Regions from separate parts of the Homo sapiens genome. Here region 2 is linked to region 1. The links are chromatin loops, found by intact Hi-C in ENCODE. Cell type or tissue: Calu3. All regions are shown on one strand. Links, peaks and the distances in the headings refer to the core of each region. The heading gives the core; the rest is flanking DNA.

Region 1 (5,394 bases), core at 114-5,113:
GAGGAAAAATGGTTTCCATATGTTGACTCTAAGATAACAGCAGGGTATATAGTAGAAATAGCATATTTGAGGTACCTGACAACACTTCAAAATTACTTACTGTTTTACAATTTACAAAATACTTTCACATCTATTAAATCTGTTTCGACACACACTTTGATATAGAAGGTAAGATTCATAATTATTACCTAAAAAAGAATATGGTCTCCAGAGAAGTTGTGATTTGCACCAGATCACAAAGCAAGTAAAGTCACAGAACTCATACACTATCCTAGTGCAGCCTCTAAGCCCCAGGCCAAATTTCCCTCCCCTTAGATGAACCCCCAATGCAGAAGTTGGGTATGCGGTCTGGACTAAAGCTGTGATGTTGAGAACCCCCATCACAGAAACCATGGCTGAAGCCAAAGAATCACTTCAAGTTAAACACTCCAAAGGTATGAGGGTAGAGGAAAAATGCCAAGAAAACCAGTGACTGAGTCTCAGTAAAGTGATAAAAGAAACTTTATCTAAGGAATGGGTAAAAGAAAAGAAGATTTTGCAGACAAAACAAATAATTAAACGTTTAATTTCTTCATTCAATCATTCAAATACTTATTGAGGGCTTATTATGTGTCTTACTGTTTACATCTTGAGAATAAGTGATAAATGACAAACAAAACTTGAAATTTATATTCTAGCAGGAAAAGAAAGAAAATAAATACTAATAACAACAACAGTTGCAAACGTGTATAGGGCTATTTGTTGTTAAGCTTTTCAAATACAATAACTTATGAAATCCTTCTAACCACTTGATGAGGTATGTAACTATTTATTTAAAATGCATTTTTCAGATGGGGAAATTGAGACACAGGGTAACATGTCCAAGGTCTCATGGTTAGTGATAAAATAAGGTAGTAAAACATAACATGCTACAATTTCAGGGTGTCTTTAGCTAGGGTGGTCAAGGAGGCATCCCTACAGTTTGTGGAGGCAAACTATCCTTGGCTTGGAGCAATAAATGCAAGGACTCTAATGTTCAGAAGACAGTAAGACCAGCCTGGCCCAGGGCATACTCAATGGACAGTTGCAAGAGAAGTCAGAGAGGTAGTCAAGGGTAGAAACTTTAGGGGCTATAAGATTTGGTAAGGTCTTTGCCTTTTCTTAACAATGCAATAAGAACATAGGTGGGAATTGAACAATGAGAACACATGAACACAGGAAGGGGAACATCACACACCGGGGACTGTTGTGGGATGGGGGGAGGGGGGAGGGATAGCGTTAGGAGATATACCTAATGCTAAATGACGAGTTAATGGGTGCAGCACACCAACATGGCACATGTATACATATGTAACAAACCTGCACGTTGTGCACATGTACCCTAAAACTTAAAGTATAATCAAAATAAATAAATAAATAAATAAATAAAAGAAACTATCAGAGGGCTGGAGGTAGGGTGATGAAATAATTCAAAAAGATCAGTCTATCTGCTCTGCCGAAAGTAGACTAAAAAGGACAAGACTGAAAGATAAGGTGGGGAGTATTTTAATAACCCACCTAAATGGTTAGGGGAAAGATAGCAGTAGTGGAAGTAATGAGAAAGTGTTGAATTAGGAGTATAAGTAGACTATACTTAAATCAATAGGATTTGCTGATGGTTATAACCAGGACATCTAGGAGAACATAATGGCATGAAACTCAGAAGAAAGAAAAAAAAATCCAAGATTTACAGTGATAGTCAACACGGTCTAACAAAAAAAAATCTAGAAAACAATGGGAAAGAAGAAAAACGCCCCTGGTTTTGACCTCTGAATGTCATGAAGCTTGAAAGAGAGTGCTTTTAGTGAGTGATGAAAGTGGAGGCAGAATTGCACTAGATTAAGGGAGTTGGTGGCGGCTGTTGGTAGAGAGTACTTATTTAGAATATTAGCCATGAAAGAAAATGGAAGTGACAAGCCCTCAATTGTTCAGTTGTTGATTATATAGTTTTAGAATTAGCAGGCCTTGTCCTTTTTTCTTGGGCCCTTTCTGTGTTCATTACAATCTTTAGTAAAGGAGAGTTGACATCAGGGAGGAGGTTAAGATTATCAGTTAAAACGGAAGTTGGGAATACCAGTGGTTTTCGCTTCTTCCAGTCACCTCTGTCACTCCAACCACAGATAGCTGAGAGTTGGCTCTCACCCTGAGTTTCAGGAAAGGGACCAATGTGAGTGAGTCATGTGCTTACATTAGATGCAGTCTTGATTAGAGTGGGAGAATCTGGCTGTGGGAATATGAATATGTCCCTTATCAGTGGGTAGGGCCTTTTTATACATGGGTGGGGCTATGGAACAGAAATCTGAATTGAAGAACATACACATTAGCTATATTGAAAATTCATTCTTCCGCAATGCACACGATGTCTCCTGGACCTGTCGATAATGTTGTATAATTTAGAAATCATGAGTAGGAGGTTTTGGGCTAATGGATACAAATCTTAGCTGACGTTTCAGGGGTAACAATTTGTTATCCTTAATATGAGAATCTCCACTGTGGTATTCGTTAGGTTGGGGGCAATCTCCAGTAGTTAGTATGTGTTTGTTTTCTGGTCCTTTGTTATTCTTTGGTAGTTAATAGAAGAATTCAATGTTTATTATTAATACACTAATAGCAATTCGTCATTCCTCCTTAGCACCAACCTAGGTTGTAAAAAGGCTTAAAACAAAGACTGTAACAGAAAGAGTTTCTGAATCTAGGCCCACCCTGTAAAATTTAGGTCATAAAATACATGTAAGGAATTAACCTTGGAAATTAAATTATAAAATAAGTAATTGAATTATTTTGAAAGCTTTTACATAGAGAAAATGCAAATTTAGCATATAAGAACTGCACCTCTTCCACAGATTCTAATCAACCTTATTACATTTTCTTTTGAGAATGTGCAGCACTTGGTTTCAGGCTTGGGATACTTTCCCAGGAAACAAATCCACGAGGTCATGGCCCTTTAAAACAGTCATGCATCTGTTTACAACTATGGAAAAGAGATTTCCTGGGTGTACGTTCCACCAAAGGACAAGTTTAGGGGTCAGGCTTCAATGTCATTCACCAACCTCAGTAGCAGGATCTTGTGTCACTGGAAGCCAGTTATAGCATGTAATAAAGGTGTGGGTGTTTACATATGTGCACACATCTAATAAGAAGCTCACAGTTTCATTTAAATTTATGGCTACTTATACCTCTTTAAGTCATACGCTAGACTACAGAAAATTATTTGTTTTAATTACAAAATAATAAGTTTGTTTTAGCAAATTTTCAAAGTAGTGTTAAGTAAGTTTAAGTTACCTTTTTTCCCTTACATGTTAAAATTACCACTATGAACATTTTCATTTATAGTTTTGCAATCTTTCATGCGTGTGACTGTGGGTATGTATACACAGTAATGGGGTCATTCTGTGGGTACCATTGTGTATCTTGTCTTTATCACTTAACAATGACATTTTCCATGCCATTAAATATTATTCTGCAGCATTTTAATCACTCCATTATATATATGATATATATATAATATATATTTTATATATCATGTATTATATTATATATATATCATATATAATATATATTTTATATATGTATATAATATATATATATTTTTTGAGATGGAGTCTTACTCTGTCGCCCGGGCTGGAGTGCAGTGGCGTGATCTCAGCTCACTGCAACCTCCACCTCCCAAATTCAAGTGATTCTCCTGCCTCAGCCTCCTGAGTAGCTGGGATTACAGGTGCCCGCCACTACGCCCAGCTAATTTTTTGTATTTTTAGCAGAGACAGGGTTTCATCATGTTGGCCAGGCTGGTCTTGAACTCCTGACCTCGTGATTTGCCTGCCTTGGCCTCCCAAAGTGCAGAGATTACAGGTGTGAGCCACCACACCCGGCCATGACTGCATAATCCTAAAACAACACTCTATTATTGGATGTGTGAGTTGTTTTCAGTTTTCCGCAGTTGCATATAAGTTTTGATGAATACCCTTGTAACAAAATTGTGCCTCTTTTATATTATTTCCTTAGAATAAGTCCCTAAAGTGAAATTACTAAACCAAAGCTAAGAATAAGCAAATTTTGTGTTTGATATAACTCCCAGCAATTATTTTTTAAGTTTAAGTAACAAAATAAAAAATATATCTATATTAATATCTACAGGATAACTTGGCAAATGATTCAATCATAAGTTATCCTATGAGCTTTTCACCCTACTTGCTTCATCATTCCTTCTCCCTCTCTGAACAATTTGAGAAAAGTTACAGATATTGCAAAGCTCTGCCTCTGAATACTTCAGTGATTATTTCCTAAGAATAAGGATATTCTCTTATAAAACCATAGTCAAGTTGTCAAAATCAGGAAATTAAACATTGAATACTTTTATCTGACATTGATTCCATATTAACTCAAATTTAAATTATCCTAATAATGTCCTTTATGATTATTTCTTTTTTTTTTTTCATTCAGAATTCAATCCAAGATCACAGGTTGCATTTTGTTGTCAATCTCTTTAATTTCCTTTTTCATTGAACAGCTCCTCAGCATTTCTTTGGACTTCTTGATCTAGATATTTGTAAAGATTACAACTCTGTTCCAAATTGTCCCACATTTTGTATTTCTCTGATGTTGGTTAATAATTAAAATCAGATTATGTATCTTTGGAGGGAACATATTGGAAGTAATAGTGTGTCCCTCAGAATACTTTATATTGTGAACCCCAGGATATCAATTTATCCTAATGTTTATGATATTAAGATTGATCATTTTGTTAAGATGACATTTATTAGATTTATCCACTATAAATTTACTATTTTGCCCTTTATAATTAATAACTAATTTGTGGGGAGATATTTTTGGACCATGTAAATATACTGTTTCTCATTTAAATTTCACCCACTAGTTTCCATATTGATGTTTTTCCTATTTGATCATTTCTTCTACATTTGTTATTTGGGGTTCTACTGTAAGGAAGAGCTTTTCCTAAAGGTTTATTTATTTTTATCACTATGAACTATCAATATTTGTTCTATCATTGTTTATAAATTAAACAGAAGAGACCTTTCATGCCAGTTCAGGAGAGGGACTAAGCACCTTGAGCATGTTACCTAACCTCTCTGTGCCACCATTTCCTCATCTCTATAGCAACTCTGCCTTACAGGGCTACTATAAGAATTCACTGAATCAATACATATAAAATGCTAAGAACAGCATTTGGCAGATACTGAATGTTCAATAAGTACCATCTGTTATTACTACTTCGAAAGAAGTTCCTCACAACTGGTGGTTACTTGGGAGAAATAAAAAATTTAAATAATTTGTTCAAATCACTTCTAGTTATTTCTAAATTACATCTGGGGTGATTGTATTTCTCCTTACAGAATTACACCAGTTGTGCTTTTA
Region 2 (5,394 bases), core at 201-5,200, 140 kb after region 1:
AAGGTGAAGATGGGAAATTTGACTATGTATGTGCTTCTGATCGGTGAAGACATGTTTGCAAAGCCTTTGCATTCACATTGGATTTGCACATGCCAGGATACATATACTGTCCTTGTGAAGGCGCTGCATTCCATTCGCCCTTCCCTTATCTCATTCCTCCTCCTCATCCCAGGCAGAAATGTCAAATGACTCTCTGGGAACTTCCTGAAAGCTCCCTCCTCTTCCACAAGAAAACCTGCTCCTCTTGCTCTGATGTTGGAGTAAAAGGCTACCATTACAACTATAGTGCTTTAAAATGCCAATGAATTACGGAGTTTCTGGAATAACTGGCCCTATATTTGGGAGCAGGAAGCTGGAGTTCCCTACTGACTCTGCGGCATTCAAATAAAGAACAGAACAATTATATTTTATACCCCAAAATGACATAAAGGAAAACGAAAACAAGCCTGTTTCCCATGTGGCAGCCTGCACAGTGAAGGCCATTGTTCCCTGGCAACTCCAATAGATACACACCCGCTTTGCCGGATCAACTGGCTATTCCTCGGTTTACAGGCATGAAGTCACAGTAAGGAAGGTCACATCCCTTGGGTGATTTTCTTCTTTGGTTGCACTGGGCTATTTCCTGATATACCTAATGTGCTTGAATTCAAACGAGAAGGAGGAAAGAGACTCTTGCTGATACATTTATTTTATCCTTGAGAGAAATAATCTCTCAAGACAAGTGAAGAAAGATGCTGTGAACTGGATTACAGGTCATTTTATAGTCAAATCATCCAGGCAACTGGCAGTGTTTTGGCCTGTTTCCTGTAAAATAGTTTAAAAACCTGTAGATTCTCAAAAGAATTGATCGATTTATTCATAAAGACAGCGCTCAAGAGAACTGTGCAGTTTAGGAGATGCTGTGGGGATAAATGAAAATCGCTGGGAAACACATTAAACAAAAGCATAACACATTTGTAAGGAAATAAACACTTGCTAGTGTGAATGCCTGCGTCCTATTTATTAGTCAAGCCAAACAAATTAGGCCTATTCCCTGCTAGGAACAAGTGCTACATGGCCCCGTGGCACCTCCCACACCCCTGTGACTTTTCTGAAGTAAGCTTCAGGAACTTATTTCCATCTTCATTTTATTATCTTATTGTCTAACAAGCCCTTCTGTCTTCTCCACTGCAGAAGCCACAGTAAGGAGGAATTAAAGTAAAATCACCAGTGGCTCACACCTGTAATCCCAGCACTTTGGGAGGCTGAGGCAGGTGGATCACAGTGTCAGGAGATCGAGACCACCTTGTTTAACATGGTGAAACCCTGTGTCTTCTAAAAATACAAAAAATTAGCCATGTGTGGTGGTGGGGGCCTGTAGTCCCAGCTACTTGGGAGACTGAGGCAGGAGAATCACTTGAATCAAGGAGGCGGAGGTTGCAGTGAGCCGAGATTGCGTTATTGCACTCCAGCCTGGGTGACAGAGTGAGACTCTGTCTCAAAACAAAACAAAACAAAAAAGTAGAATCACAATCCATCACAATTTCTGTTTAAGTCCTAATGTCATAGGCACAGGCAGTTCATAGTAGGCATAGATTTTTACTCTTAACATGTGATAATATGAAGGGACAAGAGAGAGGTGCAAAAATATCAGCCCCAACAGTTTGTGTCAATGTCTCATTGTTAAAAGCTTAGGCCTAGACATCTATTGAATGTTTGCCATGGCCCAGGCATTATGCCATGAGTTAAGGATAGAAAATGAATATGTTCCTCTTAAAGTACGAAAATTCTGCACACTGCACAGCAATCTGTTTTGCTCTGCCTCAGAGTTTACCTGTCTGAAGCATTATTATTGTTAGCTGTACCTTGTCTGGCTCTCACTTTCCTGGTGGTAACCTTGGGTGAGTGCCATTCATGACTGCTGAAAAAAACACAAATAAGTGATTGGGTACCTGGCAATACAGTGCACCTCATCGGCCATTAGACAGATATCGATTTGACCCTTTCCAACAGAGAGGCCATCCTTGGAGAACAGCACTAGAAAGTCTTTAAGGAGGACAGATGAAATGACTGAGTTAGAGCCTGAGGCATCATCCAGAATAAGACGCCCGCACTGGAGGAGAGCTCAGGCCCTGGTCCTGAATGTCTGGGTCTCTAAGAATAGCAGCTACAAGAGAAGGAGGAGAGCTCTCACAGGGTAGAGGAAGGTACTGAAGACAATCTCACCTAGTTTACAGCAATGTCACAGTGCCACCTTATTTATGAATATCTGTGCTGTAAATACAATTAAAAATAGTTCATGAAGAAGACAAATATTTCCATCTTAACTTCCCATAAAATAAAATACAGACATTTTAGGAGAGATACCTTGGCTTATCAGTGAAAATAGAAGTTCTCCAAATGGGGTCAACGAGTGGATTGATCACAGCATTTGACATTTGGTATTTGAAGCTAGCAATACTTTTATTTCTGGCATTTAATAATTTTTTTTTCATTTGTGGCTCAAATTTACTTTTTTATCTGTTTATAAGAGAATATACACTTTCTGGAGCTCTTCTCTCCTGAACAAAGGTAAGCAGCAGATCCAAAAAATGTGAATGTTTCTCCTGGGAAGGCGTGGATTTCTGCTTTGGACATCGTTCTGAAACCTGAGATTTTTGCAAAGCCAACTCAATTCATCAGGACCACAGCTAACCACTCACCCTGCTGTTCATTTCGGACTTAGAAAGAAGGCTGTCACTCTCGAACACACTGCCATCTTTTGACCATGAGAAGTATCACAAAGAGAAAAAGAAAGACCTTGTTACTGGTTACTTGCATCAGTCTACTAAATGGAAGCAATGTTGATGCAACGACCCACTCTACTGTTGTTAGTTCTTTGGAATTTATAAGACAAAACAAGATAAAGTGAAATGGAGCAGTGCTTCATGAATTTGCTAACAAATAATTCACTTTCCAGCAATTTGAGCCCACACCAGGGACTCCATTGTTGAATCTGTTAATATATTAACATTACTACAACACCTTTCTTGTTTTCATTGTGTGTATGATGCTATAAAACAGAAATGTACAATATAATTTTCCCAAGGGACATATGTTTTTGGAGTCTTACAGCTCATTACATCAGATACATGTGCTATTCATGCAACAGATATTTTTGAGTATTTACTACACGCCAAGCTGTGTTCTAAATGGTGGAGATGCAGAGGTGAACAAGACAGATATGATATCTGCCCTCAGGGATGTGACAGTTTACTGTGAGCATTGGACATACGGGAGAAAGGCTAATTTGAAAAAGCATAAGATGACTTAAGAGTAAGAAGTTAATTTAAATCAATATCAAAGTTTGCCTCCTGAAGAGATGCCATTTAAGTGAGGACCAGAAGGAGGACCGAAAGTTAGCAAGATCAAAGTAGAAGAAGGTAGCAGGGGATGCTTTCTAGAAAAATGAGTCAATCTGTGTAGATACAGCATGAAACATGAGCTAATGGATTATCAAATGAGTTCTTGATTTACATAAGATGCCTCAAACTAATATTTAAAATTTACATTTTTATCTCCTAAAATATAATATCGAACATAGTGCATAAGCATAGTTATGGGAGGTGGTGGTTAAAGCATAGGGCTTTGAAGTTTCAGGGACTTGAATTCAAATCCAATTAGCTCTACAACTTTAAGCAATTTACTTATCAGAGACTATTTATCTCTAAAATGGGAATGATTAAATCAAAATTTGCTAATATCTTATCATGTTTCAAATGAGTAAATATATTTAACAGCCTAGCTCAGAGTCACACAGAATGCAGGTACTCAATAAATAACACATTGTCTTTTCATCTTAATTTCTTGGGGATTCTAACTTTAGAAGGCTCATTCTCCTATTGCAGGTTTCCTGTCTTTAGAAGGCTCAGTCAATCACCATTATGAACATATTGTTTAAAGGGCCATTTTGATTACAGTTTTGTGAATAGTGTGTGGCCACATATGATGCCTCATTAATTCCCTAAAATTTATTGTAAATAAAATTGTTTGAGTGCACAGCTCTAGCACATGATTGGCCAGGCTGTATTTGTTACTCATGGAACAAAGTTAAAACAAAATGGAAAGATGGGTATGTCCTTAAATAACTGAAAGTTTCTGCTTTAATTGTCCAGAACTAGTCCAATTCACTTAATAATTATACTCCTCAGTTAGCCTTAACTATGTAGAACTGGTCATAGATTGCTCCCCAAATAGCTCAAAGGTATGTGAGGTGAGGAGCAGAGCTAGTACTTCTAACCTATATTAGAATATCTTGATATGTTTGTAATCTTGTCATTCTTATCTTATAGATATACACACAATTTACCAATCCCAAAATATGATAATGTCATTTTTAAAACACGGCGATAGCCCATTACAAGCTAAGTCCATTTTATAAAATTTAAATGTTTTTCATTAAATAGTACTCTTGTATTGAGACATTAAAATGTTAAAGCTGGAAGAGATCTTAGCAATTATCTGGTATATTCTATGTTATCTGGTAAATTCATATTTAATATGTTCTACAGATTAAAAAACTAAGGCACACACGGTAGCTTTTCCTAGAGCTAGTGGATATTGGGGATTCTCATGCAGAGGTCCTGGCTCCCAAATCGATGTATTTTCTACCGGTTTACACTGTACCCACATTACACACTGGTAATCTATATATAGGGTAGCTGTTTCATCTGAAACAAATGTTATAAAATATAATTGATTAAAATAGATTCTAAAATAGCATTATTTTTCTAAGTATTAATAATAATTTAAGTAGTGCTTTTGCATTCCCAACTAGAATAATTTTTACCAAGTACTCCTTCAAATAACACTGAGAGGTAGATCGTTAAGCATTAGTTCATTCAACAAATATTTACTGAGCATCTGGAGTTTGTAAGACACCATATTAAGTCACTGATTCCTATCCTATTTTATTAACCAAGTTACAGAAAGGGGAAAGGGAATGTTTACAGGAACAAGTCATCAAACACCTTTGCTCAGTTTCGCCATGTCCTAAACTATTCTGATAGCTTGCATCTGTATAGCATTTTACAGTCTCAAAGCACGTTTTCATGACATGAATTCTCATATCACATTATTTTAGCCTTTATGACTCCTGAACTTTCACCCTGCTTTTATTGTCCATGGTGTTGATGTCATTGATCTTGCCCTTAGGTTTTAAGTTCATAAAAACTGAGGCTATTTTAAACACCATCGAATCTTTCACAGTGTCTAACCCACTTTCTTAAGTACAGTAGGTACCTGATATTTAATGAGTGAATGAATGACATTTCATTTGATCCTTACAAGCATAGCAGGCATGATTATCTCCATGAAAGAAGACAATGCTGTACCATAGGGAGATTAATTCCTGATTCTAGCTGTTAGAAAGCCTGA

What was found. Hi-C counts contacts between places; a loop is a spot of excess contacts. Peaks named below come from ENCODE experiments on the same cell type or tissue, not always from the same donor. Only the 100,000 strongest peaks of a DNase experiment are listed, where the experiment ranks them.
Region 2: it touches region 1 in a loop (7-fold over the local background); 4 of 110 quality-filtered maps call a loop at or near these places.

What each region holds. Positions count from the first base shown.
Region 1 is chr4:74,392,824-74,398,217 of GRCh38, forward strand. No RefSeq gene overlaps it. Among named protein-coding and RNA genes, the nearest start is that of EREG, 30 kb to the left of the region's middle. In Calu3, for the core only: no CTCF peak of the experiment used is centred there; a DNase peak (open chromatin) is centred at 2,168.
Region 2 is chr4:74,529,328-74,534,721 of GRCh38, forward strand. No RefSeq gene overlaps it. Among named protein-coding and RNA genes, the nearest start is that of AREG, 87 kb to the left of the region's middle. RefSeq lists enhancers at 2,565-2,859, 2,605-2,899. In Calu3, for the core only: a CTCF peak has its summit at 2,716 (motif pointing left); DNase peaks (open chromatin) are centred at 524 and 2,704.